Regions from separate parts of the Mus musculus genome. Here region 1 is linked to region 2. Evidence: chromatin loops called from intact Hi-C (ENCODE). Cell type or tissue: heart. All regions are shown on one strand. Links, peaks and the distances in the headings refer to the core of each region. The heading gives the core; the rest is flanking DNA.

What was found. Peaks named below come from ENCODE experiments on the same cell type or tissue, not always from the same donor. Only the 100,000 strongest peaks of a DNase experiment are listed, where the experiment ranks them.
Region 1: it touches region 2 in a loop (9-fold over the local background); 32 of 42 quality-filtered maps call a loop at or near these places.

The regions. Positions count from the first base shown.
Region 1 is chr5:100,320,609-100,323,520 of GRCm38, reverse strand. No RefSeq gene overlaps it. Among named protein-coding and RNA genes, the nearest start is that of Gm45913, 20 kb to the right of the region's middle. In heart, for the core only: a CTCF peak has its summit at 1,292 (motif pointing right); no DNase peak of the experiment used is centred there; H3K27ac peaks cover 461 bases.
Region 2 is chr5:100,069,988-100,072,899 of GRCm38, reverse strand. No RefSeq gene overlaps it. Among named protein-coding and RNA genes, the nearest start is that of Tmem150cos, 6.5 kb to the left of the region's middle. In heart, for the core only: a CTCF peak has its summit at 1,171; a DNase peak (open chromatin) is centred at 2,509.

The sequences.
Region 1 (2,912 bases), core at 321-2,820, 250 kb before region 2:
GCCTTGATGATAATGGACTGAACCTCTAAGCCAGCCCCAATTAAATGTCCTTATAAGAGTTGCCTTGGTCATGGTGTCTGTTCACTTCAGTAAAACACAAACTAAGACAAGCACACAGCACTCTAGAAAACCCAGAAAAACAGACAGATCCCTGAATGCTTTGCTGTTACCCCAAGTGTCTCAGGAATGACTCTGAGATCTGTTGTCTGCTGCCCCTCTACTTTGTTGAAAATATTTTAAAGCTTTCCACGGGAGCTGAAAATATGAGCTCTCTCCTTAGGCTTGAGATAAAGAAGACTCAGCCTTTGCCCGTATCCCTTGTGGTGAGAAGAGAAGAGGGGACCTGCAGCGCATTGGTGGCTCTCTATTGACTGCCCCACGTACACTCTGACTTTTCCCACTCTTGATCTGTATTTGGCAGCCGTGAGTGGTGGCTGAGTTCTATCCTTTGAGAATTTTGTTTCTGATAGCTGTGGTATCAGTGCCTCACAGAAATGGAAGCCGAATCCTCTTCCTACACCTCAGTCACTGAAGCAATGGAGAAACATGCAAGGCAGGGAGTGTTTCAGCTCTCCATGGCTTCTTACACCCCAAATGTGGTGGCTTCAAAACATGGGGAGACCATTCCTTGTGGTTCTATGGTTTGGCCGATGGCTTCCCGTATAGCCGCCATCCTTCACAAGGCGTAAAGCTGGGTGCTTTTGACTTTTAGGGACAGGGTTGAACACCTGTCTTTCTCACAGCGTCTCATTGTTTAGTGATCCATGCTGGCTTCCCTGTCACCTGCTCAACCCTTTCCTATAGCTTTGTGTTTATGGGGAAAGCAAGTGACAAGATGAGATACTTGGCAGTGATCAGGGTGGAGGGCAGGATTTAGGAAGACGTGATGGGGTGGGGGAGGGGAGGGGGAGGGGGACAGGAAGGGACTGAGGAGAAGGGGAGAAGGGGAGGGGGAGAAGGAGGTGGACAGAAAGGGAGGAAGGAGAAGGGGGAGAGAGAGGGCAGGGGAGGAGGGGGGAGGAAGAGGAAGAGAAGAAGGAGAAAATGTCTTATATTAAAATTTTTACTTCATTGTGTTTTTTTTCTGACCACGTTCCTAAGTTCCTCTGTAATCCCTTGGGTCTCTTTAAAATCTTAGCGTGTATGAATCCAGCCAGCCCTTCCCCCATCGTCTCCCCCTCCCCCAACGTAGCAAAATGCGAAGGTTGATCACCACCTGCTGGCTGGTGCGCTGATCTATCTCACCGGGACCTCCTTGAAGGGCAGTACAAAGAGACTGCCAGTAGGCGGCGCTGTGCCCACACCTCTGGCACCAGTGCAATGCTACCAACTTCACGAATTGCTAGATAACTAAAACAAGAAAGGCTCTTCAAAACTATGCCATTCGCTGATTTCTTCTTCCCCATGATGTACCTGTGGTCTGGAGAGGTGACTGTTGGAAACTGGGCTAAAATCCTCTTGACTTCCAGGTTGGCGTTTCCACTCTCCAATTCTCCCCCAGACAGCCCTACAGCCATCTCGGCTGTGACTTCAAATATCTTAGCAGTGTCAAAAACAAACAAACGAACGAACAAACAAACATCTTTTATATGTGTAAAAAAATCAGCAATGAACAGAATAGCTTTTTGGTGACATTTGTTTGTACCCTTTTGCATTTGTCCTTGCGGTAGTTAGCAAATATCTAGCAGAGATGGAATTAAATTTTCTTTAAAAATGTAGTTTAGTTAACAATTGCAAAGCCACGGGGGAAGATTCCAGTTTCTGCAAATAATTAAAATACTCAGGGATATGAGGCAGTTTGCAGTGTTAATCTTCAATTCTGTTATTGCTAGCTTAGGGATCATGGGGAAACTTCACATCTGTAAAATGGAGCAATGGTGTTGGTGGGTCATGTCATAGTCCAAGCGGTCAACACGTGCAAATGGTAGTGAGAGTAGTAATCATAATTTAGAATCTAGAACTCAGAACTGAAATCTAGTTGTTTCTATTACAACAGAGGAATTCCCCTCCTTGCTGTGGGTATGTAACTGTGGCATAGGTCTTTTGCATCCGTGTATAGCCACTCCAGACACTACCGTGGCTAGGAACTGTGAAAGTGGTGGGTGAGTGGCTTAGCTATGTGGCTGGTGAGTAAACAGGAGATGAGAAAGGAAGGAGGATGCCAGAATGACTTCTTCCCAACTGGGGACCCTTCTCATAGAAGGGTGTGGTGGGGGATCTGGGAAATAATAATAACAGCGCCAACAAGATGGCTCAGTGGGTAAAGATGCTTGCCACCAAGCCTGGGGGTCTGTCTGCGTGCAATCCCGGACATCTACATCGTGGAAAGAGAGAACTGATTCCAGTAAGGTGTCCTCTGGTTCCACACATGAGCACACGGACACACACACACACACACACACACACACACACACACACACACACACACCCTACACTGAAAAATGTAAAGAAATAGTAACTGTTTGCTTTCTGTGAAAACTTTTTTTTTAAGGTGTGGATCTTTGGTTTGTTTTTGAGATATGTTGCACAGTCTAGCTTCAAACTTGCCATGTAGCCCAGGATGGTCTTTAATTCATGATATTTCTGCTCCCTAGGGCTGGGATTCCAGGACTCGGACTCCCCACCTAGCTTTTTGGGTCATCTCTTACGGTGTCATCCACGTGACACTGGCTTCTTCTCTTCCTCTTCCTCCTCCTCTTCCTCTTCTCCTCCTCCTCTTCCTCCTCCTCCTCTTCCTCCTCCTCTTTCTTCTCTTCCTCCTCCTCCTTCTTTTTAAAAAGGATTTATTTATTTTATTTATATGAGTACACTGTAGCTGTCTTCAGGCACACCAGAAGAGGGCATCGGATCCCATTACAGATGGTTGTGAGCCACCATGTGGTTGCTGGGAACTCATGACCTCTGACAGAGCA
Region 2 (2,912 bases), core at 184-2,683:
ACACTTCATTTCATCCAATTATCTCCTGAATGCCTACCCCGTTGGGATTTGAACACTGGAATTTCAAGGAACAGTCCTGGCGAGCCACCACAGCAACCGTCTGACAATGCCCGTAACGGCTCGAAGGGATTGGCCGTACCTTCCCGAGCTTGGAACTCTGCCAGTTCTGGCAGCTACCCAGGCCACTTTGCTGAAAGAGTTAAAAGACAAATGTATTAAGCACAGCTGAATGGAATGATGGGTAATAGTTGGACAAACAATATACTTGGCCTAAAAGCTTGTTAGGAAGATCAGAAAAATATGATCTTTGGTGAATTAGGGCTTTGAATAACACGTCCTGGTGTTTTCTTGGCAGATAGGGGTTTCTATATGATCCCTTTCCCCACCTCTCCCGGGCGCACTGAAAATCCTAACACCCAGTAACAAAGACCGCAACCCTATGGGGGGCGGGGGGATTAAAATGGAGTTAGACCCTCGCTTGCATTACTGTCAGGGCTCATCATAGTCTCTTCTTCATCTGCTTGGCTTGCTTCCTTCTTAGGCTTAATCTCAAAAGTTGAAACTTCAGGTCTAACTCTTCCCCTAGTCAAAACTCCATGATTTAACAGCATTTCTATGCCGATCAGCTCTCAACCTCAGCCTGCTCTGCGGTCAGGCCAGAGCTTTAGGCTCTGGGCTCGCACTCACTGGTTTGGTTACTTCTTACCTCTGTCTCCCAGTCTACATCAGCTTTCCACTTTACACATCAAGTCACTGTCTCCATAGCAACAGCTATCCAGTTACTCAAGGTAAAATTGTAGGCGTTTCCCTTTCCAGTCCTGTCAACCTAAAGTGGTTATCAACACCTCTAAGACATCCATGTCCATTTCTGGTGTTACCACACCAAAACCAGCCACTGCTAGCCCTTCCATACAATAGTCTCCGATACAGGATCCGGCAGACAGAGCAATTAGCGGAGTTGAAAAATTAAAAACATTTCCCAGACATACCTACAGGAGGGTCTGGAACTGAGTTACTCAGTGAGATGTAAAACACTCTAAGGTCACTAAAATGCAAGTGTTTGGAGAGGTTGTAATAAGCAGGCTTGTACCCCACTTCTTGGCCAGCTTCATGGGTTAGCCATTGCTGTGACAACCGTGGCGGTTCCCAAACTCACCACTGTGGGGCTTCCTGGGGTGGTTCCCCTAACTGTCCCTCCTCTAAGCCTTCCATTGGTTTATGTAAAAACGCCTTATTCCTTTGTGGTCAAAATACCTGAGTGAGACCTTAAGAGATGGAGCATCAGCAAAGAGCGCTTGCTGCCCTTGAAGAACACCTACGTGTAGTTCCCAGCATCTACCTCAAGTGGCCCACAACTCCCCGTAACTCCAGTTTCAGATCTGATGCCATCTTCTGGCCTCCACCCACAAGCACATGATGGCACACACACACACACACACACACACACACACACACGCGCGTACTAAATCTTTTTTAAAAACACCCAAGCGCTTTCTGCTTCCAACTCTCTCCTCTCATAGGTCTTCCTATAGCAACCCATTCTCCATCAAACACAATTTAAGTCACCCAGTCCCGCTCAGAATTCCCCAGTAGCTTCCGACCACATCTAGAGTACAGGCTAAGAATTTCACTAGGATCCAACAACCTAATGGTCAGGCCTCTTCTGTAGACCTCTCTAACTGTATTCAGCCACGGGGCTCCCTAGTCCCCAGTCCCAGCACTTCTACCTAAATCTCTACATTTAATCCACACACAGTGTTCTCTCCCCTTCTCTATCTGGTCTCCCATGATTAGGTTACAAGCCCTGCCCGCCCTCCCAGACCTTACTTTGTCTTTGTTTGGTTTCCTAACATCTCTAGAGGATATGCATGCTGACCATAGGGACAATGTGCCCTCATGTCAGCCCAGGACTCACGTCTTGACAGAATAAACCTGAGAGAAACTCAAGGGCAGATTTTACTCATTACTCTATCAGCAACAACTGCGGGATTTTTGATTTGTTTTGAGACAGAGCTCACGTGGCCTTGGCTACCAGCCTGGAACTCCCTATGTAAACCAGGCTGGCCCCTGCCAGGGATTGTAACTGCAAGTCACCAGGCCGAGCTCTGCAAATTATTGTTGAACATTACTGAGGATGGTATAATATGGACATCAAGGCACAGGTGGTAGTATAGCAAACTGTTATGGGACATAGTATATTTAATTATTTTTTTATAGGAGTAAAAAAAAAAAAATTCCTGAAAACAAGCCCCTTTAAACACTGCTGCTAAAACTTGTCTACCCAAAAGGAATGTATTTTTTAAAATGTGTTTGATACAGGAGAGGAAAGGGGATTAGCGGGTGGGTTGTGGTTGGTATTACTGCCAAAACTTTGTCTAACTCCTCTGCTCTTGCAATAGCCTGTTACTGGCTTTTAAAGATAAATGAACTGTTAGTCATGTCCCTGCTCCCTCCCTGTTCCCACCTGATGCCTTTCAACGGGGCTGTGGGGAAGCAGCACCACCTGCTGGGCAGAGCCGGTCCTGCACCCACACAGGCATTTAAGGCCCTGCTGTCAACCAACCCTGGAAACATCAGTGACTCTCAGCCACCAAAGCCAGCCTAAACAGCAGACCTCTCAGCTCCAGAATTGCTGATTAGAGCCAGCTTCTGAGATTTCTCTCCCTCAAACTACGGTAAAACACTGGAAGTCAGTGCTACTGAGGGAAAAACACCAAAATATATCTAGCTTGACAAGGAGTCCCTTGCCCCCGGCTATAAACAGAGAGACCGGGAAAAACCCAAATGTTATCACACACATCTGACTGCATGTATGCCTGTGGACCACACGAGAGCCTGGTGCAGGGAGAGGCGTCAGATGTCCTGGGATCAGAATTAGATGGTTGTGAGCCACCGCAAGGAATCAAACTCCA